2 separate regions of the Homo sapiens genome follow, and region 1 is linked to region 2. The links are chromatin loops, found by intact Hi-C in ENCODE. Cell type or tissue: heart left ventricle. All regions are shown on one strand. Links, peaks and the distances in the headings refer to the core of each region. The heading gives the core; the rest is flanking DNA.

Region 1 (11,932 bases), core at 2,085-10,084, 50 kb after region 2:
ATCTCCGTGAGTCCTCATGGTTCTGTGGCCTTTTCTGTTGTGACTGTCTCACCCTCTGTCTGGGACTCGTGTGTCACTGATGGTTTGGTGAGGGGAGCTGAAGGGATGGTTAGAGAAGCTGGAGGAGAGGGCTGGGAATGTGAGGAGGTAGGAGGGGCTGGAGTCTAGGGTATAGGACTCCTGGATTCCCAGCCAGGTTTTTGTGTTTTATTTTTATTTGTATGATTTTTAAATTTCTGTTTTAAAAGATGAGGTCTCTCTTGCATGGAATATATCTTTATATTAAAAAAAAAAAAAAAAAGATAAGGTCTCACTATGTTGCCCAGGCTGGTCTTGAACTCCTGGGCTCAAGCAATCCTCCCACCTCAGCCTCCCTAAATGCTGTGATTACAGGCCTGAGCTACCGCACCCAGCCTAGCCAACTTTCTGATTAGATTTGTGAAATCACAGAGGCTGCTGTAATGGTTTCCTTTTAACACTTTGGATTCTAAAAGACCTTTGGAATGAGCTCAGAGAGAGTTAGCAGTTCATCCCGGGTGACACAGCAAACTGCTGGTACTCAAACCCACCAGGCCCCCTCATCACACCGCAGGCTGTTTGTGTTATGGAAGCCATCTTTGACCACCTCTCTCTTTCCCTCTCCACATGCAGTTTCCCCCTGAATTTAAGAGGCTGAGGGGTGGAGGGAGCCGACTCTGCCTAGCACCTCCAGGCCTTTCCTTTCTGTTGTCTCTCCAGGCACCATGCCCAGGGCCCAGCCTAGTAGCAGGAGCAGCCCCTGCCTGGGCCTCAGAGCGCCACAATCTCCTCTGACTATCCCTGGGAAGCCGTGGTTGGCTTTTGCCTTACATCCCCCAGAGAATGGCGTCTTTGTTCTTGGTGTCTAACCATAGTCCCTCATGTTGTCTTTAAAGCCCAACCACTTCCCAAAAAGCAAGGTCAACAGCTGACTGCATACCACAGCACCCCAGTGGTTCCTGCTTTGAGGTGGGACCTGGCTGGGGGGACCCTGCCGAGTAGAAACAGGCATTCCTCACTGGGTCAGGCTCTGTTCTGAGGTCGTCCACGTACCTTGCTGAATGGTGGTCACCACATTCCTGCAGTGTGGAGTCAGTTTTACAGATTGGAAAACTGAGACACGGAGCATTGAAGTGACTCATCTGTGGACACACTGCGAGAAAAAGAGCTGGGATTCAAGCCCATAGCTTGGCTGCAGAGCCCAATCCCTTAAACGTTCTTCCATAGTGCCTCTGATTCCTAGGAGGCCTCCGCTGGAGGTCATTGCATTCAATCCCCTGCATCTGGATGTCTACCCAGGCCCACCTCTGTTCACAGATAAAAATCAATCAAGCTTTTTTTTAAATAAACTTTATTTTTATTTTTTGAGACACAGTCTCACCCTGTCGCCCAGGCTGGAGTGAATGGCCACCATGCTTGGCTGATTTTTGTATTTTTTGTAGAGATGGAGTTTTGCCATGTTGCCCAGGCTGGTCTTGAGCTCCTGGGCTTAAGTGATCCACCTGCCTCAGCCTCCCAAAGTGCTGGGATTACAGGCGGGAGCCTCCCAAAGTGCTTGTCCAACCTCGTTTTTAAAGGCAACTGCAGCTGGGCACAGTGGTTCACGCCTGTAATCCCAGCACTTTGGGAGGCCAAGGAGGGCTGATCACAAGGTCAGGAGTTGAGAGACCAGCCTGGCCAATATGGTGAAACTCCATCTCTACTAAAAATACAAAAATTAGCCAGGCGTAGTGGCGGGTGCCTGTAGTCCCAGCTACTCGGGAGGCTGAGGCAGGAGAATCGCTTGAACCCGGGAGGTGGAGGTTGCAGTGAGCCAAGTTCGCGCCACTGCACTCCAGCCTGGGTGACAGAGCGAGATTCTGTCTCAAAAAATAAATAAATAAATAAATAAATAAATAAATAAATAAAGGCACCTGCTCCAAGGATGGAATTTCCCCTGGGGATAAGCAGACATTTCTTTATTCATAGCCTTCTGGCAGGGAGGGAAGACCCTCCCAGCCAGAACTCACCATGTCCAGCTGCCTCGTTGTTCCTCTCTCCTTCCCACTGGAGTATAATTTCAGGAAGGAAGCGGCTCCGCCTTGAGTATTGGCTCCACAACCTCCAGGCTGTGTGGCGTTGGACAAATGACTGAACTTCTCTGAGCCTTAGCTTATCAAGTGTAAAGTGGAGCTAATTATACATCTGCTTTGTGAGTCTGAAAAAGTTTACATGATAAAAGGGTATGAAGGTCTGAAAGGGCTTAGTGAGCACAGTGCCTGGCACCTCTGAAGTGCACAGGACCAAGTGGCAAATACTTCTCACTGCATCCTGAGGGGTCGTTCCCAGACCCTGAGATCCCACCCAGCCACAGCCAAGTCACCTTCTGGGTTGTCTTACTTAGCCATGGGATTGTCCCTGTTCCCCTGTCCCCTCCCTAGTCCGGGTTCTGGCCTCAAGAAAGAAGGCCCTAGGGGTAAAGGAGTTGGAGGAGGGGGGCTTGGCAGCACCACCATCACCACTGTCATCATCCTCATTGAAACTCTTCTACCTGCAAGATCAGAGCCTCGTGCTTTTGGCCTTATAGTTTAGCCTTCTTACTACAGATAGGGAAACTGAGGCCCACAGTGGGGAAGGACTTGCTCAGGGTCACGTAGCAAATTGGTGGTGGAGCAGGAACTAGCTCTCAGTCCTCCACATTCCCGGTTGGTTTCCCCTGTCTCTTCTTGATGACTGCCCACCTCAAGTCCTCCCCTGGTGTGCCTAGGGTGTGGGGCCTGGCACCCAGTCCTGCCTGGCAGAGCCTGGAGAGAAGTGAGCCGCGGTTGGTGGAGTAGTCGCAGCGGCCCGGCGCGTTCTCAGCCCGGCTCTTTGTCTGCTGCTTTGTGATGGTAAGTGCTGCTCCTAAATCAGTTCTGTGACACTGTTATTGTTGCCCAGGGCGCAAAGAGTCTAAACTTTTCCCCTGAGGTCAAGAATGTGGCTGGTCCCCAAGCCGCCCAGAGCAGAGGCCTGGGTGGCTGGGGGTGGGGATGGGGCCTCGCCCCGAGCTGGGGCGAGATGTTGGGGGGAGGGGGTCAGCGGGAACAAAACGCTTTGAAATGCCTCCTCTCCATCACTGCCAACATTGTCCGCTGCCCGCGGGGGGCCTGGCACCGCCTCGCCGGGGCTCCGGCCCCCAGCCCTGGCCAGGCGCGGCCCGACATCTGAAAATGGACAGAAGGTTATTGTCCCTTCCCGCAGCCCTTTGTCTGCCCCAGTTCCAGATGTCTAGGCTGGGACCAGGGAACTGACCCATGGTGGGCAGGGGGGAGAGGACAAAAAGGGAGAGCACGGGTCACTGCATCCTGAGGGGTCGTTCCCAGACCCTGAGATCCCACCCAGCCACAGCCAAGTCACCTTCTGGGTTGTCTTAGCCCTGAGATTGTCCCTGTTCCCCTGTCCCCTCCCTACTCCAGGTTCTGGCCTCGAGAGAGAAGGCCCTAGGGGTACAGGAGTCAGAGCAGGGGACCTTGGCAGACTCACGGACGGGGCTGAATCCAGCTCCACCCGGTAACTGTGTGATCTTGGACAGGTGTGGCCCTCTCCCAGCCTGCTTTCCCCATGTGGGGACCACGGACCAGGTTCATTCACAGGTAATGATGGAGCCCTCCTACGTACCAGCTCTGAGCTGAGCATGGGGGCACGCGGTGGTGCATGGGCCACTTGGATCCTGCCCTTGACCATTGTGGTTAAATAGAAGAGTAACAGGCAGCATTTCCCACCCACTACCTCTGGGTCAGGTCCTGGGCTAATCACTTCATCTGCGTCATCTCATCCTTTCCATAACAAAATCAAAGATGCAGAGGCGTTTTTCCTGTCTCCATTTTGCAGCTTTGGAGACTGCTAGACTCTTGAGAGGTCCAGTCACTTGCCCAAAGCCAGGCAGTCTGGAGGCAGCAGAGCTGGGATTCTAGCCCAGGCCGACCGTAGCCACCAGGAGGAGTAATTCGCTAATAAATACTTGGAAAGAATCGAGCACAGAACCTGACACAGCTCCAGACTCAGAACTGGTGGTGTTTACTCCATGCATAGAGTGTCCCCATTCCACAGGTGGGGCGACTGAGGACAGGGAGAGAAAGCCTGGGGCAAAAAGCTCCAGGGAACTTAAACAGTAACACCAACAGCAGTTCCAGAGTCACCAGGGCTGGCCAGAGTGAGACAGGCAGACTTGGTTTCAAACCCCAAACCCCAACTCTGGATGAGCTTGGCAAGTGATTTATTTAGATTCTCCGTGCCTCAGTTTCAAGGTTTCCTCTTCTGTAAAATAAAAATATTCCCAACTGGCCAGGCATGGTGGCTCACACCTATAATCCCAGCATTTTGGGAGGCCAAGGCGGGCAGATCACTTGAGGTCAGGAGTTCAAAACCAGCCTGGTCAACATGGTGAAACCTCATCTCTACTAAAAATACAAAAATTAGCTGGGCCTGGTGGCACGTGCCTGTCATCCCAGCTACTTGGGAAACTGAGGCAGGAGAATTGCTTGAACCAGGGAGGTAGAGGTTGCACTGAGTTAAGATAGTACCACTGCACTCTAGCCTAGGCGGCAGAGCAAGAATCCATCTCAAAAAAAAATTAAAAAAAAAAGATTTCCTGACTTCACAGGGTTGTCGTGAAAATCAAGTTATATAATACATTTAAAGCACTTAGCAGGCTGGGCACGGTGGCTCATGCCTGTAATCTGAGCACTTTGGGAGGCCAAGGCAGGTGGATCACCTGAGGTCAGGAATTGGAGACCAGCCTGACCAACATGGTGAAACCCCATCTCTACTAAAAATACAAAAATCAACTGGGCATGGTGGCGGGTAATCCCAGATACTTGGGAGGCTGAGGCAGGAGAATCGCTTGAACCCAGGAGGCAGAGGCTGCAGTGAGCTGAGATCGAGCCATTGCACTCCAGCCTGGGCGACACAGTGAGACTCCATCGCCCACCGCAAAAAAAAGCACTTAGCAGATGCCTGGTACACAGCAAACGGTTAATGATAGCTATGATTATTATTCTGAATAAGGTTAACATTTATCCCTTTGAGCCTCCTGCTGGGTTCACCTGAGGACAAGGCTCTGTGGAGTGGGGCGGGGGTTAGGAGTTGTTGAGGGGGGTGGGGATAGCAAAACTTGGTCTTCTTGGGGTCCCTAGAAGTCCCGAGATGGGCTAGTTCTGTGGGTCAGGGGGAAGCAGAAGGTATCAGGGCTGAGAGAGGGAAGGGGCTGCCTGGGCCCAGAGGAGTTAACAGCTCCCAGGACCTGGCTCAACAGGGCTGCCACGCTGCAGCCACAGCAACGATTTTAGCGGAGGAGCCAGGACTGCTTCCTGATGGGCAAAACAGCTGGCTGCCCAGAGAAAACAGCTGGCCTGGTCCCAGCCTCCTGAGAACAGAGGCAGAGCCTCAGAGGAGGACAGCTGCACATCTGGGATCCTGGGAGAGGAGGGCATGGCCAAAAGGGAGAGAGAGGGTGGTCCGTGGAAGTGTGTGTGGGTGTTGGGTGGACCCCCAGAATGGGGGGAGCTGAGGGCAGATTCCTCGAGCAGAGACCAGGGTGCGCTAAGTCTAAGCAGAATGGGCAGAGATGCCTCCAGCTGGGCTTTGAGGGTGTCAGTCTTCCCTCAAATAGGAAAGATGAGGGGCAGGGGAGGATATTGGGGACAAGCCTCTGCTCAGCCCTGGGTCCTCTTGGAACCGGGCTTGGAGCCGGAGGTGGGGAGGGTGTCCAAGCTGAGCTCCTGGATTCCCATCTGCCGAACTGCACCCAGAACCAGGAGTGGGGTGCGGGCCCATCCTCTGGCCAGGATCCTGGGCTCCCTTGGCCACAAAGCAGGACAGGGGACCAGAGATCCCCCAACTCAGGAGACGTGAAGCTGGCAGCTGGTAAGAGCATGCAAGCATCCTCTCTGCTTTGGGTCCCCATTTCAAGCCTGTTTGACTGCCAGGCCATGAGGACTCCCAATCCGGGGGCCCTACCTGGGCCCTGGGGCACCCCCAGGCTGCCCCTACCCATTGGCAAGGAAGCAGCTCCTGGGACCTCAAATGAGGTGGGGCAGGGTACGCAGAGGGTTAATGGGGGTGTGGCCAGAGTCCACTGGACCAGAGCAGCCTACCCGGGTTCCTGACCCCCAACTCCCAGTGGCCTGATACCCCTAGTTTCTCTTTGACCCAAAGGGGCTCTTGTAGCCCACCTCCCTAACATCTAGGAGTAGGGGTTGGCCCCCAGTTTGAGTCTGCCAGCCTCAGCTCCCCTCTCCCTGGTGGAGCCATGCTACAAAGTCTTTGCCAGGGGCAGGCAGGCCTTGGAACTGAGGCTCCCAGCGGGACGAAGGCGCTGGGGAGGGGGACGGTTCTTGCAGGGTCTCTACTCCAGGAAGCCAGAGTCAAGCCTGAGGCGCTGGCGCCATCACCTGGATTTGGTCAGAACTACAATGGCTGAAGTGGGTGAGGATGCTGCAGGCAGAAACCGGCAGCCCCACCAGGTGTCAACCCCATAGGATCCGGATCGTGCTCAGCCAGATGGGTCCGAGCAATCATTTTTTTCCAGGCATGACCCAGCTAATGAGGTCTTAGGCTCCACAGGACAGCACTTTTTTTTTTTTTTTTTTTTTTGAGACGGAATTTTGCTCTTGTTGCCCAGGCTGGAGTGCAATGGCGAGATCTCGGCATACAGCAACCTCTGTCTCCCAGGTTCAAGCGATTCTCCTGCCTCAGCCTCCCGAGTAGCTGGGATTACAGACACCCGCCATCACGCCCGGCTAATTTTGTATTTTTTAGTAGAGACAGAGTTTCTCCATGTTGGCCAGGCTGGTCCCAACCTCAGGTGATCCACCCGCCCCAGCATCCCAAAGTGCTGGAATTACAGGCGTGAGCCACCGCACCCGGGCTTTTTTTTTTTTTTTTTTTTGATGGAGTCTTGCTCTGTAGCCCAGGCTGGAGTGCAGTGGTGCGATCTTGGCTCACTGCAACCTCCGCCTGCTGGTTCCCAGTCCAAGAAATTCTCCTGCCTCAGCCTCCCAGGTAGCTGGGATTAGAGGCACGTGCCATCATGTCCAGCTAATTTTTGTATTTTTAGTAGGGATTACATGTCTGTAATCCCTGCACTTTGGGAGGCCGAGGTGGGTGGATCACGAGGTCAGAAGTTCAAGACCAGCCTGGCCAAGATGGTGAAACCCTGTCTCTAGTAAAAATACAAAAATTAGCCGGGCATGGTGGCGAGCGCCTGTAATCCCAACTACTCGGGAGGCTGAGGCAGGAGAATCCCTTGAACCTGGGAGGCGGAGGTTGCAGTGAGCCAAGACCATGCCGTTGCACTCCAGCCTGAGTGACAGAGTGGGACTACATCTCAAAAAAAAAAAAAAGAAAAGAAGAGAAAAGAAAAAAAGAAAATCCAAAACCCTGCCATATGGCTGGGCGCAGTGGCTCATGCCTGTAATCCCAGCACTTTGGGAGGCTGAGGTGGGCGGATCACCTGAGGTCAGGAATTTGAGACCAGGGTGGTCAACATTGGCAAAAGCCCGTCTCTACTAAAAATACAAAAGTTAGTCGGGCGTGGTGGCAGTTGCCTGTAATCCCAGCTGCTCGGGAGGCTGAGGCAGGAGAATCGCTTGAACCCAGGAGGCAGAGGTTGCAGTGAGCCGAGATCGCACCATTGCACTCCAGCCCGGGTGACAGAGCGAGACTCCTTCTCAAACACAAAACCAAAACCAAAACCCTGCCATAGTTTCAAGGCACTGGGTGACCTGGCCGTTCCTACCTATTTAACCTCACGTCTTACCATATCCTCTTGCTCACTTTGCTCCAATCACACTGGCCGCCTTTCGTGTTCCCACCCCGGGCCTTTGCTCTACCTGTTCCTGCATCTGGAACACTCTTCCCTCAGATCTCCCCTTGATTAACTCTTCCTTTTGTTCCAAAATGTCTTCCCTGAACCCTCTGTCTGAATGTTGCTCGACTCCCAACTACTCTCAGTTCTCTCTCTCTCTTTTTATTTATTTATTATTTTTGAGCCAGTGTCTGCTCTGTTGCCCCGGCTGGAGTGCAGTGGTGCAATCTCAGCTCACTGCAACCTCCGCTTGCCGGGCTCAAGTGATTCTCCCACCTCAACCTCCTGAGTAGCTGGGACTACAGGTGTGCACCACCATGCTCGGCTGATTTTTGTACTTTTTGTAGAGGCAGGGTTTCACCATGTTGGCCAGGCTGGTCTCGAACTCCTGAGCTCAAGCAATATGCCTGGCTTGGCTTCCCAAAGTGCTGGGATTACAGGTGTGAGCCACTGCCTTCAGCCTACTCTCAGTTCTTGATCATGTGTTTCAATTTGTTCATGGCATTTACCATTCCTTGAAATGATCTCTTCATTGATTGTTTTGCTTGTTTCCTGTTTCTTCTCACCAAAATGTAAGGAGCCTAGGAGCAGAGACTGCTTCTGTTTTGTGCACCTCTGTATTCCCAGCCCCTAGCGTTCCACCTGCACATAGCATGTGCTCGGGAAATAGTTGCTGAATGAATGGGATCATACAGAATGACCTGTAGGGATATGTCTCCCAGACATGGCATCAGGGAAATCTTTGCAGAGAGAGGAAGTTTTGGCTGAGACTATAGGACCCACAGTATAGAAGCTGCCCAGGAAGGGAAAGACCAATCCAGGCAGCGGGACCAAGGGAAAAAATAGAAAAGGATGTGGGAAGGTCCAAAAGCATGGAGTATTCTGGAAACTGTAAATTGTGCAATTTGGCTGGAGCATAAGGTCGGGTCAGGGGGAGGGCTTGCAGACCAGAGGAGGTGGAGAAGATGCAGGCAGGCCATGAAGGGCCTTGTTGCCCCTTGAGGGGTTGAGCTCTGTGCTCAGCGGTGGCAGCTCTGAAGGGAGTTATTGTCAGGCATTTTAGAAAGGCGTGCTGGCCGGACTCAGTAGCTCACACCCGTAATCCCAGCACTTTGGGAGGCCAAGGTGGGAGGATCACTTAAGTCTAGGAGTTCAAGACCAGCCTGGGCAGCATAGTGAGATCCCCGTCTATACAAAGTAAGTAAATAAATAAATATTAGGTATGCACCTGTAGTCCCAACTACTCAGGAGGCTGAGACGGGAGGATGGCTTGAGTCCAGGAGTTCGAGGCTGCAGTGAGCAATGATCATGCTACTGCACTCCAGCCTGGATACAGGTATGAGGAGGAAGTGTCCACTCGGGGGAGTGGTTGGAGGACTCTGGTCTCTGCAGGATCCACCTTGATGTGTGTCAAGCAGAGAATGGAAGGAAGTGAAGAGACAGGGAACAAGGTTCACATTCACCATTCAAGAGGCTTGGAGGAGTTATGGCCACAGCTAGAGGCCACAGGGGTGCCTTGGTGCTTTCTTATCTTTGGTTGTGGGAGATCCAAGTCCTTTGATATGTGGAAGGAAGGGCCTAGAAGAGAGGGAGGATGGGGATCCAGGAAGGGAGAGGGGACCAGGTGTAACCACCCAATGGGTTCACCTTGCTTGCTGCCTAGACAGAACCGATTTATCAAGACAGGGGAGGCTGGGCGCGGTGGCTCACGCCTGTAATCCCAGCACTTTGGGAGGCCGAGGCGGGCGGATCACGAGGTCAGGAGATCGAGACGACGGTGAAACCCCGTCTCTACTAATAATACAAAAAGTTAGCCGGGCGTAGTGGCGGGCGCCTGTAGTCCCAGCTACTCATGAGGCTGAGGCAGGAGAATGGTGTGAACCCGGGAGGCGGAGCTTGCAGTGAGCCGAGATCACGCCACTGCACTCCAGCCTGGGTGACAGAGCGAGACTCCGTCTCAAAAAAAAAAAAAAAAAAAAAAAAGACAGGGGAATTACAAAGGAGAAAGAGTAATTCACACAGAGCCGGCTGTGCGGGAGACCGGAGTTTTATTATTACTTAAATCGGTTCTCCCCAGTCATGTGGGGATCAGAGTTCTTAAATATAATTTGGCAGGTAGGGGCTTGGAAAGTGGAAAATGCTGATTGGTCAGATTGGAGATGGAATCATAGGAGGTGGAAGTTAGGTATTCTTAATGTCTTCTGTTCCTGGGTGCGATGGTAGAACTGGTTGGGCCAGATTACTGGTCTGGCTGGTGTCAGCTGATCCATCGGGTGCAGGGTCTGCAGAATATCTCAAGCACTGACTTTAGGTTTTACAATAGTGATGTTACCCCAGGAGCAATTTGGGGAGGACCCAAAGGCTGCATGACCCCTAAATTGTAATTTCTAATCTTATAGCTACTTTGCCAGTCCTGCAAAGGCAGACTGGACCCCAGGCAAGAAGAAGGGTCTTTTTGGGAAAGGGCTGTTATAAATTTTGTTTCAGAGTCAAACCATGAACTGAATTCCTTCCCAAAGTTAGTTCAGCCTACGCCCAGGAGTGAACAAGGACAGCTTAAGGGTTAGAAGCAAGACAGAATCAGTTAGGTCTGATTTGTTCCGCTGTCATAATTTCCTGAGTTACAAATTTGCAAAGGCGGTTTCACAGGGGCCGTTCTGTTGAGGAGGGGTGTGCCTCCTGAGGCTGGCTGAGGGCAGAGGTGGAAGGTTTGGAGGCTAGAAATGAGAGTTCCCAGGTAATGGCTTCTATTTTCTCCAAAAAGTAGTAGAGAGATCTTTGCTGGGGGAGAGGGGCGGTGGAATGGGGGCTTGAGAAGACTGGAGGCTTTGTTTTGTTTTGTTTTGTTTTGTTTTGTTGAGACAGAATCTCACTCTGTCACCCAGGCTGTAGTGCAGTGGCGTGATCTCAGGTCACTGCAACTCCCACCTCCTAGGTTCAAGTGATTCTTCTGCCTCAGAATCCCAAGTGGCTGGGGCTACAGGCATGTGCCACCACACCTGGCTAATTTTTTTTTGTATTATTACTATTTTTTTTTTTTTGAGACGGAGTTTCGCCTTTGTTGCCCAGGCTGGAATGCAATGGCGCGATCTCGGCTCACTGCAACCTCTGCCCCCCTGGGTTCAAGTGATTCTCCTGCCTCAGCCTCCTGAGTAGCTGGGATTACAGACACACGCCACCATGCCCAGCTAATTTTGTGTTTTTAGTACAGACGGGGTTTCTTCATGTTGGTCAGGCTGGTCTTGAGCTGCCGACCTCAGGTGATCCACTTGCCTCAGCCTCCCAAAGTGCTGGGATTACAGGTGTGAGCCACTGCCCCGGCCTTTTTTTGTATTTTTAATAGAGACAGGGTTTCACTGTGTTTCCTAGGCTGGTCTCGAACTCCTGGCCTCAAGTGATCTGCCCACCTCAGCCTCCCGAAGTCCTGGGATTACAGGCATGAGCCACCGTGCCTCAATGACTAGAAGCATTTGAAATGCCCTGAGGGGAGTGGGCAGGGGACACAGGGAAACAGGATTCTTGGGCTGGGTGAGAGCCCAAGTGAGGGTAGAGACCCTGAGTTTGCAGTTGCCCCAACCTGCCCCAAAACAAGATGGCTATTGGGTTTTCCAGGCAGGTGTGATGGGAAAACTCTGAGGCAAGAAAGTTAGTAACAGGCTGGACTCCTGGGGAGGGTGGGAGGACTTGGGGGAAGAGGAGGACTTGAGGCCAGGGAAGAATCAGGAAGCCCCCTGTCTTAGTCCGTTTGGGCTGCTATAACAACATATCTTAGACTGCATAATGTATAAACAACAGAAATTTATCAGCCGGGTGCAGTGGCTCACACCTGTAATCCCAGCATTTTGGGAGGCTGAGGCAGCTGGATCACCTGAGGTCAGGAATTCGAGACCAGCCTGACCAACGTAGTGAAAACCCATCTCTACTAAAAATACAAAAAATTAGCCAAGCATAGTGGTGTGTGGCTGTAATCCCAGCTACTCAGGAGACTGAAGCAGGAGAATTGCTTGAACCACCCCCCAACCCCTGGCCAAAAAAAAAAAAGAAATTTATTGCTAATAGTTCTGGGGGGTTGGGAGGTCCAAGGTC
Region 2 (11,831 bases), core at 3,832-11,831:
TTAGCTGGGCCTGTTGGCGTGTGCCTGTAATCTCAGCTACTCAGGAGGCTAAGGCAGGAGAATTGCTTGAACCCAGGAGGTAGAGGTTGCAGTAAGCCAAGATTGCACTGCTGCACTCCAGCCTGGGCAACAAGAGCAAAACTCCGTCTCAAAAAAAAAAAAAAAAAAAAAGACGCAGGGTACACCTGGTGACAGGACGGGTGGGAGAGGCTGCCTAGGGCAGATCTGACCCTGCCTTCCCCACCCCAGGTGAGCCGGGCCAGCTGGTGGGCCGCATCATCCAGAAAGACCCCCTGCGCCGCTTCGATGGCTACCTCAACCAGGGCGCCAACAACAAGAAGATTGCCAAGGATGTCTTCAAGAAGGGGGACCAGGCCTACCTTACTGGTGGGTCCCCAGCCCTTCACAGCCCCTTCCTGAGGGTTGGGGGAGGAGGGGACCTTCTCCCACCTCCAGAGGACACCTTCCCAGGACTCCCCCAGTCCTGGCCCTTGTGGTCAAACAAATCCTTGGGCTCCAGCAAAGCCTCCCTGGCTTGAGCCCTGGTCTCAGAGCTGGCCAGGCCCAGCCCTGCCTCATCCGGCCCCTCCCTAGGTGATGTGCTGGTGATGGACGAGCTGGGCTACCTGTACTTCCGAGACCGCACTGGGGACACGTTCCGCTGGAAAGGTGAGAACGTGTCCACCACCGAGGTGGAAGGCACACTCAGCCGCCTGCTGGACATGGCTGACGTGGCCGTGTATGGTGTCGAGGTGCCAGGTATGTGCAGGCAGGCGCGAGGTGTGGGTAGGGAGGCACCACCCAGGGGCACCACCAGCTACTCAGTGTCTACCCTGCCACCCCCAGGAACCGAGGGCCGGGCCGGAATGGCTGCTGTGGCCAGCCCCACTGGCAACTGTGACCTGGAGCGCTTTGCTCAGGTCTTGGAGAAGGAACTGCCCCTGTATGCGCGCCCCATCTTCCTGCGCCTCCTGCCTGAGCTGCACAAAACAGGTGTGTCCCTCCCCTGCTCCAGCTCTCGGATCCCAGGTCCCTTCCCGTTTCCTTCTGGAGAGACCCGGTTGGCTGTTACTTGACCTCTGCACACAGCCTGGCCGGGCAGTTGGTAAAGTGACCTGCCTGTGTAGAGGTGAGCAGACGGGGCTGGCAGAGAAGACACACATTGTTCCTTAGTAGAACACATATTAGGTGCCAGGCACAGCGCTAAGCCTCGGGATACGGCTGGTGAGCTCTGGATGTTTTGCCTTCTTGGAGTTTTAGAGCAGGAGAGAGGCTGGCCTAGGACAAGGCATTCCAAAGGTAAAGAATCGACCACATAATCTGTCATGAGATTAGAGTTAAACAGATAAAAAGAAAAATGAACCACAGAGCAAGCTGATAGGAAAGCAAAAAGGTGGGACGCTTGGGATGACTAGAAGGCTCCTCTGAGGAGGGGATGGTTCAGCTGAGACCTGAATGAAAGGAAGGACTTTATGGCGGTGGGAGGCACTCTAGGCTGCAGGAATAGACACTGTAAAGCCCCCGAAGCAGGAAGGAGCTTGGGTGCTGGAGGAACGAAAGGGGGCCCCCAAGGCTGGAGCCAAGTGAGAGGGGCAGGCAGTGGCATGAAGTGGGAGAGAAACCAGCAGGGGCCAGAAGCCCAGGGCCTTGCAGGCCAGGGTAAGAGTCGGGACTGTCCCGGGGGCAGTAGGGAGCCACAGAAGCATCTCAGCAAGGCCGGGCGCAGTGGCTCATGCCTGTAATCCCGGCACTTTGGGTGGGAGGCCAAGGCGGGCAGATCACTTGAGGTCAGGAGTTCGAGACCAGCCTGCCCAACATGGCAAAACCCCGTCTCCACTAAACATATAAAAATTAGCTGGCTGGGCGTGGTGGCTCACGCCTGTAATCCCAGCACTTAGGAGGCCAAGGTGGGCGGATCATTTGAGGTCAGGAGTTCGAGACCAGCCTGGCCAACATGGTGAAATGCCATCTCCACTAAAAATACAAACATAAAAATAAAAAAATTAGGCTGAGCATGGTGGCTCACACCTGTAATCTCAGCACTTTGGGAGGCCAAGGCAGATGGATTGCCTGAGCTCAGGAGTTTGAGACCATCCAGGGCAACATGATGAAACCCCGTCTCTACCAAAAATACAAAAAAATTAGCCAGGTATGGTGGTGGGCGCCTGTAGTCCCAGCTACTTGGGAGGCTGCAGCAGGAGGATCGCTTGAGCCCCGGAGGTGGAGGTTGTAGTAAGCTGAGATCACGCCACTGCACTCCAGCTTGGGCTACAGAGTGAGACTCCGTCTCAAAAAAAAAAAAAAAAAAATTAGCCAGGCATGGTGGTGGGCGCCTGTAATCCCAGCTACTTGGGAGGCTGAGGCATGAGAAGCACTTGAACCTGGGAGGTGGAGGTTGCAGTAAACCGAGACCGTGCCACTGCACTCCAGCCTGGGAGACAGAGTGAGACTCTGTCTCAAAAAAAAAAAAAAAAAAAAATTAGCCGGGCGTGGTGGTACATACCTGTAATCCAGCGACTCGGGAGGCTGAGACAGGAGAATTGCTTGAACCCAGGAGACCCAGGAGCCACAGGTTGCAGTGAGCTGAGATCATGCCACTACACTCCAGCCTGGGCGACAGAGTGAGACTCTGTCTCAAAAAAAAAGCATCTTAGCAGGTGGGAACCTGGTCAGACTCATGCTCTACAAAGCTCTCTGGCTGCTGTGTACGGAGTGGGAGAGGATTGCAGGCAGCCCTGAGGGAGCTGGGAGACGAGGGAGGGGCTGTTGCAGTTGTCCAGGTGGGAGGTGGGCAGCGGGCCCGCAGTCGCCCACAAGGCAGCACCATCTTTCTATCTGTTGGCCCATTGGTGGCTCTCAAGAGTTCCCTGGTGGGCAGGAAATGCTGAGGCTCATGCCCATACCTGCCCCTGCTTTCCTCAGCCCTTGGTGCCTCTTCTGGGCCCTCCCTGGCTGCTCACCCTTTGGAGCACATTTCCCTGGCCACCTCCCACGTTGTCGTCATATCAGTCCTGCCTTGATGGTGGGCACTCCCTAGCCAATGTGGCTTCTGCCAGAGAGTGGGTACCTGGAGTGCCTAAAGCATCGGGGAGGGTTTAGGACTTCAGTGTGGTTCTGAAGGTTGGAGACACTGTGGCCAGGCTAATGGCCAAGACCATGAGCTTCCGGAGGATTGAGCAGCACCATACTTCTGTCCAGGAAAGGCAGGGAGGCTCTCAGACCTTGTATTTCAGATGGGCTTTGCTGCAGAACAAACCACCCCCAAACTTACTTGCCCCAAAATGGCTCGAAACAACCAGTTTATTGATGCATAATTCTGTGGGTAAGCAATTTAGGGGTTAAGTGCAGCTGAGCAGTTCTTCTATTGACCTTGCTTTGGGGTCATCACTTAGTAACTTAGCTGGGGCAAGAGGCAGTTAGATGGCCTCACCCACGTGTCTGGCTCTCGGCTGCTTACCTCTGCAGCACTGTCCAACAGAACTTTCTGCAGCGATGGAAATGTTCTAGGTTTCTGCTGTCCAACACAGTAGCCACTAGCCTGGCAGAGCTACTGAGCACTTGAAAGGTGGCTGCTGGCTGGACGCCGTGGCTCACGCCTGTAATCCCAACACTTTGGGATTAAATTTTGTTTAATTAACTTAAATTTATTTATTTATTTGAGATGGAGTCTTGCTCTATCGCCCAGGCCGGAGTGCAGTGGTGCAATCTCAGCTCACTGCAACCTTTGCCTCCTGGGTTCAAGTGATTCTCCTGTCTCAGCGTCCCCAGTAGCTGGGATTACAGGCACGTGCCACCACACCTGGCTAATTTTTGTATTTTTTTTATTAGACATGGGGTTTTGCCATGTTGGCCAGGCTGGTCTCGAACTCCTGACCTCAGGTGATCCGCCCACCCTGGCCTCCCAAAGTGCCGGGATTACAGGCGTGAGCCACCATGCCTGGCCTTGTTTAATAATTTAAATGTAAATAGCCACATGAGGTCATATTGGACGGCGCCGGTCTGGGCCCTCACCTGGGATGGCTCATCTCTGCTCCACGTGGCCTCTCACCCTTTGGAAGGCTAGACTAGCCCCAGGGCACCCCCAAGCAGGTAGAGGTGGAAGATGCAAGGTCCCCCGAGGCCTAGACTCACCCAGAACTCCTACAACATTGCTTTTGCCACCTTCTGTTGGTTAAAGCAAGTTGTAAAGCCAGTCCAGATTGAGGCCAATGGAGATTGAAAAAGTCGAGCTCTTGCCAGGAGAAGTGCCAAAGCCACATAGCAGAGGTGTGTGTGTACAGGGAGGGGAGGAATCTGCAGCCATTTTTGGTAGTCTGTCTCATCCAGGTTCCAATCCCAGTTCTACCACCCTGAGCATCAGTCTTCTCATCTGTACAGGATTAATACCATTGATTGAAAGATGCGGCCAGGCGTGGCAGCTCATGTTTGTAATCCTAGCACTTTGGGAGGCTGAGGCAGGTAGCTCGCTTGAGCCCAGGAGTTCAAGATCTGGGTGGGCAACATGGCGAAACCCCATCTCTACAAGAAATACAAAACTTGGCCAGGCGCAGTGGCCCACGCCTGTAATCCCAGCACTTTGGGAGGTCGAGGAGGGTGGATCATCTGAGATCAGGAGTTCGAGACCAGCCTGACCAACATGGTGAAACCCCGTCTCTACTAAAAATACAAAAAATTAGCTGGGCGTGGTGGTGGGTGCCTGTAATCCCAGCTACTTGGGAGGCTGAGGCAGGAGAATCGCCTGAACCCGGGAGGCCGAGGTTGCAGTGAGCCAAGATCGTGCCACTGCATTCCAGCCCCGGTGACAGTGCAGGACTCCGTCTCCAATAAAGAAAGAAAGAAAGAATTACAAAACTTAGCCAGGCACAGTGGTGCACACCTATAGTCCTGGCTACTTGGGAGGCTGAGGTAGGAGGATCACTTGAGGTCGGCAGGTGGAGGTTGCAGTGAGTTGAGATGGCATCACTTCACTCCAGCCTGGGTGATAGAGTGAGACCCTGTCTCAATAAAAAAGAAAAAAATACCATGAATTTTTTATGTACGAGTAAGAAAATATGTGCTGCTAATTATACTAGTTCAGAGATGTTAAAATCTGCAAGCACGTCCGTGTTAGAATCCAGAGAATACGGTTGAGCACCTGCCTTATGGGGCTGATGTACAGATGAAATAAGCTCACACTGTTACCTGGTAGGTACTCAAAGGGAGACATCACAGTCAGAAGACCTCCGTTCTGGTCCCCACTCTGCTGTCACTCAGCATGTGACACTAGGCAAATAGCCTCCCTTCTCCAGGCCTGTTTTCCCATCTGCAAAGTAGGGGTGGGTGGGTAACTAGCAGCTGTCCCCATGCCCCAACTTTGCCACAGCTGCTGTATGACCATTCTTTGCAAACTGTAAAGGGCTGTGCCTCCTCCCCCACTTCCCTCCCCTGTTTGTCCTCCAGCCCTGCTCCCTGCCTTCCTCAGTACTGGTGGTTGGGAAGCTGGGAGCTCGGGCCCCTGCCCTGCACTGAGTCTTCTTCCCTGCTCTCCCAGGAACCTACAAGTTCCAGAAGACAGAGCTACGGAAGGAGGGCTTTGACCCGGCTATTGTGAAAGACCCGCTGTTCTATCTAGATGCCCAGAAGGGCCGCTACGTCCCGCTGGACCAAGAGGCCTACAGCCGCATCCAGGCAGGCGAGGAGAAGCTGTGATTCCCCCCATCCCTCTGAGGGCCGGCGGATGCTGGATCCGGAGCCCCAGGTTCCGCCCCAGAGCGGTCCTGGACAAGGCCAGACCAAAGCAAGCAGGGCCTGGCACCTCCATCCTGAGGTGCTGCCCCTCCATCCAAAACTGCCAAGTGACTCATTGCCTTCCCAACCCTTCCAGAGGCTTTCTGTGAAAGTCTCATGTCCAAGTTCCGTCTTCTGGGCTGGGCAGGCCCTCTGGTTCCCAGGCTGAGACTGACGGGTTTTCTCAGGATGATGTCTTGGGTGAGGGTAGGGAGAGGACAAGGGGTCACCGAGCCCTTCCCAGAGAGCAGGGAGCTTATAAATGGAACCAGAGCAGAAGTCCCCAGACTCAGGAAGTCAACAGAGTGGGCAGGGACAGTGGTAGCATCCATCTGGTGGCCAAAGAGAATCGTAGCCCCAGAGCTGCCCAAGTTCACTGGGCTCCACCCCCACCTCCAGGAGGGGAGGAGAGGACCTGACATCTGTAGGTGGCCCCTGATGCCCCATCTACAGCAGGAGGTCAGGACCACGCCCCTGGCCTCTCCCCACTCCCCCATCCTCCTCCCTGGGTGGCTGCCTGATTATCCCTCAGGCAGGGCCTCTCAGTCCTTGTGGGTCTGTGTCACCTCCATCTCAGTCTTGGCCTGGCTATGAGGGGAGGAGGAATGGGAGAGGGGGCTCAGGGGCCAATAAACTCTGCCTTGAGTCCTCCTAGCCTGTGTGCAAACCACCCAAGCCCACCCTGACCCCAGAACCCCACAGCCCCACTGTGGCCGCTTGATCCCCCACGCCAACCCCCTGGCCCATTGACCCGCCTCATCTGTTCATTCACTTATCTAAGCTGAGGGTGTAGCAGGTAAGATGCCGCAGCCCCTGCCTCCAATGTGCTGGTTCAGCCGGGGGCAGTGCCCATGTGAATCTGGCAAGGTGTTTAACAGTGTGGGCTTGAAAGTCCAAACCAGCTCTGTCACTCTAAGTGTGTGGCCTTGGGGAAATGACTCAGTTTCATCTGTGAAATGGGATTCATCAGTTAAGAGGATTCAGAAGCTAAAAGTGCTATCACGAGTAAGGAGCTTGAGGGGAAACCGTCACCTCGGGCAGGACCCTGACTCCGCCTGAGGTGCATTTTCCCAGTTGTTTAGGGGCGGGAAAGATTTGCAGGGGTGGGGGCTGCAGTGAGAGCCAAAGCAAGGCTGCCTGGCAGCCCGGACAGAGGCCAGGGAAGCTTCCTGGAACAGTCAACACAGCTGTCCCACCAGCAGTGCCGGTGGAGAGCCAGCTGTCTCCTAGGCCCCGATGGAGGAGTCACACCCACGCTGGAAACTCACTGCCCAATGGGAAGGGGTTCCAGCACAGCCCAGGGCGGTGGGCAGTGCAAGCCCCTGGGCCTTTATCTCCACTATGGGCTTTCTAAGGAAGGAACCAGAACTTGGAGGTTTTCAGTTACATGGCCAACATCTCACAGCAAGTAGAGAGGGCTGGAATGGAGCCCGTGCCCTTCCTGCCACACCACCCTGCCTCCTGGTGCAGAAGGCGGGGGAAGCCAGAAAGCCTCCATTCCACGCATGCCTGCAGGGCCGCCTTGGCCACGCCCCGGGCCAGCAGCTGACAGTGCAGGCGGAGGGTAGCCAGGCTGAAAGCTGGGGTGCCTCCTGGGGGAGTGCACTTGGAAAGACAGAGGAATCCAGTGCCTGTCTTGGGAGAATTTGGGATGCAGAGGCAGAACTGGAGTGGGGGCCTTGCGGAGCGGTGCTGAGTGGAGTCATGTGGCAGGTATAGCTGCCGTGCCTGAGTGTGATCAGCAGAGGGCGTGTGGAGCTTGGAGAATCCACTCCTGGCCCTTAGCCGAGGGAAGCATGGAGAGGCTGATTCCCACCTCAGCCGCGAGCAGGTTCCCAACTTAGAGGACCCTGTGACAGGCCTCCGAGGGCCTTTGGTCGGGTTTCCAAGGACCTGGATTTGGTTGGCAGTGCGGCTTTGTGTCTTTAACCCTCAGTAGTGAGTTCTCCACAGTGGGAAGAAGGAGCTCTCAGAGCGGGGCATTCCTTCCTCCAGGTTGAACACAGTCACCCGAAGGCAATATGCAGTGGTGGTGAAGAGCTCTGGCTCTGGAGTCGGACAGGCCTGCATCCAAATCCCAGCTCTACCACTTGCCAGGCTAAGCCTCAGTTTCCTCTCCTGTAAATGAAGGTCAAGGAATCCCTATCTTGGGATAGTTGTGAAAATTCAATGAGATCATGCACGAAAATCTCAGCACTAGGCCTGGTGCTGGTGTCCACTCAGTGCATGGTAGTTAAAAGAGAAAAAGGAGATATATTTAGATGTTAAAACCTCACTTAGACTAGGCTAAGTTTCCCACTTCTGTACTAGGCCCCACTGCAGCCCCTCCATGATGGACAGGGACTGGTGGGCCTGTGACCCCTTCACCTCTCGGGTCTGCATCTGATCATACCTCAACCATGGCTGTGTGAGTCATCTCCGTGCATGCAGCAGGTGCTTAATACATGCTTGTGAGGTTAACTGACAAAAATAGCTACTGTTTCTCAGGCATTTCCTGACATTTATATAGTGCCCCACAGTTTACAGAGCACCCTGTAAGTTCATCTATGGAGCAAATTATTATTATTATTATTTTTGAGACGGAGTTTCATTCTTGTTGCCCAGGCTGGAGTGCAGTGGCATGATCTTGGCTCACCGCAACCTCTGCCTCCCGGTTTGAAACGATTCTCCTGCCTCAGCCTCCCGAGTAGCTGGGATTACAGGCATGCACCACCACGCTTGGCTAATTTTGTATTTTTATTAGAGACGGGGTGTCTCCATGGTCAGGCTGGTCTCCAACTCCCGACCTCAGGTGATCCGCCCGCCTCGGCCTCCCAAAGTGCTGGGATTACAGGTGTGAGCCGCCGCACCCGGCCCTATGGAGCAAATTCTAAAGGCCTACCCTGTGCAGGGAGGGCAGGGAACTGCCAGATGAGCAAGATAGAGACCTGGGTCCCAGATCTGCCCTCAGGGAGCCACCATCTCCAGAGAGGGGGATGGTGAGTAAAGAAGCAAAGGCTGTGTGCTTAGCTGCACCTAATCCAGCACATAGGCTGGGTGTATCTTGGTCAGGGAGGGCTTTCAAGGAAGATTGTTCCAGATGGAGGAAGCAACCACATGTAGAGGGCTGGAAGTCCAGGGCAGGTTAAAAGGGCAGACAGGCCAGGCGCAGTGGCTCACGCCTATATCCCAGCACTTTGGGAGGCCCAGGCAGGCAGATCACTTGAGGTCAGGGGTTCGGGACCAGCCTGGTCAACATGATGAAACCCCATCTCTATATTAAAAACAAAAATTAGCCTGGCGTGGTGGTGGGCACCTGTAACCCCAGCTACTCGGGAGGCTGAGGCAGGAGAATCGCTTGAAACCTGGGAGGCGGAGGTTGCAGTGGGCTGAGCGCTCATGTCACTGCACTCCAGCCTGGGCAACAGAGTGAGACTGTCTCAAATAAATAAGGGCAGGCAGCGAAGCTGCAGGGTTGGGGAGAGGGGTTAGAGTTGTTAGAATCCTTTGTGGGCTCTTCTATTTTTACGCCTCCAGAGAGGAGCAAGCTCCATTTGGAGGTCCGAGTATCAAGTCAAACCCACTTCCTTAGGCTGCCATTAATGTCCACAATGTACGGCGCACTTCTATGTGTCAGGCCCTGTGCAAAGCGCTTTATGTGCATGATTTCATTAAATCCTTCTATTCAAAGCACGTACCTTGTTTTTTTAAAATCCTCCTATTCAAAGCAGGTACTATTTTTTTTTTTTTTTTTTTGAGATGGAGTTTTGCTCTTGTTGCCCAGGCTGGAGTGCAGTAGCCCAATCTCGGCTCACTGCAATCTGCACCTCCCGGGTTCAAACCATTCTCCTGCCTCAGACTCCCAAGTAGCTGGGATTACAGGCACCTGCCACCACGCCAGGCTAATTTTGTATTTTTAGTAGAGATGGGGTTTCACCATGCTGGTCAGTCTGGCCTCGAACTCCTGACCTCAAGTGATCCACCCGCCTCGGCCTCCCAAAGTGCTGGGATTACAGGCGTGAGCCACCGCGCCCAGCCCAAAGCAGGTACATTTTTATCCCCATTTCACAGATGAGGAATCTGAGGCTCAGAGAGGCAAAGTCTCTCCCAAATACCACAGAGCTTGTGAATGGCAGAACTGGGAGGAAAGTCCCCTTCCCTGAACCTCAGTGTTCCCATCTGCAAACTGTTCCTCCAGGAGAGGCTGGAAGGGGCCAGCCTCGTGCGCTCCCGGAGGTCCAGCTGCCCTCGGGACAGGCAAGTGGCTGTCCAGGCCACTGCATGGTGTATCACTTTCAGTTCCTGGGAAGAAGGTTAAATACCTCCGAGGGGCCCATTGAGGCTGCGGCAGCAAAGGAGGGGGTGACCGAGTGACTTTCAAAGGGGCTTGAAATGCGTAGCCGGCCCCTCCCCCCGAGGAGGGGGCCCTGCTTCCTCCCGGCCTAATGATATTCTGGGCTCAGCCCTCGTCTTTGGCGGCAGTTTAACCCGAGCCGGGGCGGATTTCTTTCTCACTGATCTCAGCTTGACACCCAATTAGCACAAGAATGGGAGGAGGAAGCCTGCGAGAGGCGCCTCCCAGCCTCCCGGGGCGCGCGAGGGGAGCAGGCGGGAAGACAAAGGACAGCAGGCAGGGGGGCACCCGCGCCCTCGCCTCCCCAGCCGACCCTGCCATTGTCTCCCTGCGAGCTTCAGAGAGGACGGAGGCCTACGCCCGGGCTGGCCGGCCTGCTGGAGGGAACAGGGAATGGGGCCCAAGCCCCTGTTCTGTGTGGACCCAAAGGGAAAGCATTTGGGTGAGGCTAGTCCAAGGGGAGGCAGTGAGGTCAGTGCATAAGGGGCAGGGATCCCGAGGACACAAAAGCCTGGGGCTGAGGCCTTACGGGGGCTCAGGCAAGCCACCCATTCGGAGTCTCGGTGCTCTCATCTGAAAAAGGGATCACAAAGAGTCCCTGTGAGGAGTAAATTAGGGGGTGCATGTAATGCACCTGGCAGGTGCAAAGTGGGCGTGCAATAAATACTATTTGAAAGATTATGGGTGTTAAGCTAATATTGTTACTAACTAAAGGATGGAGTGGGGTAGGCTTGGGTTAGAAGGAAGGACTTTATCAGTGATAGCTGGGCATCCACAGAGTGGGCTGGTTTACCCAAAGAGCTCACCAATCTCTGGGCTGTGCCAGGAGAAGCTGGAGGACCACCTGCCTGGGAGATTCCAGTAGGGAGGGAGTGTCTCTGGCCCCGTGCATAGACTCCCAACACCTCCTTTAGACTTGGGCTTCCATGTGACTTCCTGTGGGAAGCCTTCCCGGACCCCAGGACTAAGTTGGGGACCTCCTCTGGTTCCCACAGGCCCCGTGTTCTCCCTCCATACCATGGATTGCTCTGTCTTCTGTGGTTCCCTCTATGTGGTCTCCTTGAACATCAGCCCCAGGAGGGCAAGGAGACCCACAGGTTTTGGGGTTTGTTTTGTTTTGAGTTGGAGCCTGGCTCTGTCGCCCAGGCTGGAGTGCAGTGGCGAAATCTCGGCTCACTGCAACCTCCCCTTCCTGGGTTCAAGCGATTCTCCTGCCCCAGCCTCCCAAGTAGCTGGGATTACAGGTGTGCTCCACCACACCTGGCTAATTTTGTGTTTTTAGTAGAGATGGGGTTTCGCCATGTCCAGGCTGGTCTCAAACTCCTGACCTCAAGTAATCCACCCACCTCTGCCTCCCAAAGTGCTGGGATTACAGCGTGAGCCACCATACCTGGCCTACCGACAGGTTTTTTTTTTTTTTTCGTGGTGGTGGTTTGTTTTGTTGTTGTTTTTTTGTTTTGTTTTGTTTTTGAGACGGAGTCTCGCTCTGTCACCCAGGCTGGAGTGCAGTGACGCGATCTCGGCTCACTGCAAGCTCCGCCTCCTGGATTCACGCCATTCTCCTGCCTCAGCCTCCCGAGTAGCTGGGACTACAGGTGCCCGCCATCACACCCGGCTAATTTTTTTTTGTATTTTTAGTAGAGACGGGGTTTCACCGTGTTAGCCAGGATGGTCTCGATCTCCTGACCTCGTGATCCGCCCGCCTCAGCCTCCCAAAGTGCTGGGATTACAG

The links. Hi-C counts contacts between places; a loop is a spot of excess contacts. Peaks named below come from ENCODE experiments on the same cell type or tissue, not always from the same donor. Only the 100,000 strongest peaks of a DNase experiment are listed, where the experiment ranks them.
Region 1: it touches region 2 in a loop (7-fold over the local background); 82 of 110 quality-filtered maps call a loop at or near these places.

Annotation. Positions count from the first base shown.
Region 1 is chr9:128,406,169-128,418,100 of GRCh38, forward strand. No RefSeq gene overlaps it. Among named protein-coding and RNA genes, the nearest start is that of CERCAM, 8.7 kb to the right of the region's middle. RefSeq lists an enhancer at 5,174-5,793. In heart left ventricle, for the core only: CTCF peaks have their summits at 3,936 and 6,424; a DNase peak (open chromatin) is centred at 6,429; H3K27me3 peaks cover 4,619 bases.
Region 2 is chr9:128,354,804-128,366,634 of GRCh38, forward strand. SLC27A4 (solute carrier family 27 member 4) reads left to right here. Exons shown (of 13, transcript NM_005094.4): 10 at 250-387; 11 at 595-759; 12 at 847-993; 13 at 5,531-6,667. The coding sequence ends at 5,688. Among named protein-coding and RNA genes, the nearest start is that of URM1, 11 kb to the right of the region's middle. RefSeq lists enhancers at 9,236-10,126, 10,127-11,018 and a silencer at 10,360-10,429. In heart left ventricle, for the core only: a CTCF peak has its summit at 7,507; DNase peaks (open chromatin) are centred at 7,298, 7,498 and 10,433; H3K4me3 peaks cover 1,839 bases; H3K27ac peaks cover 2,061 bases.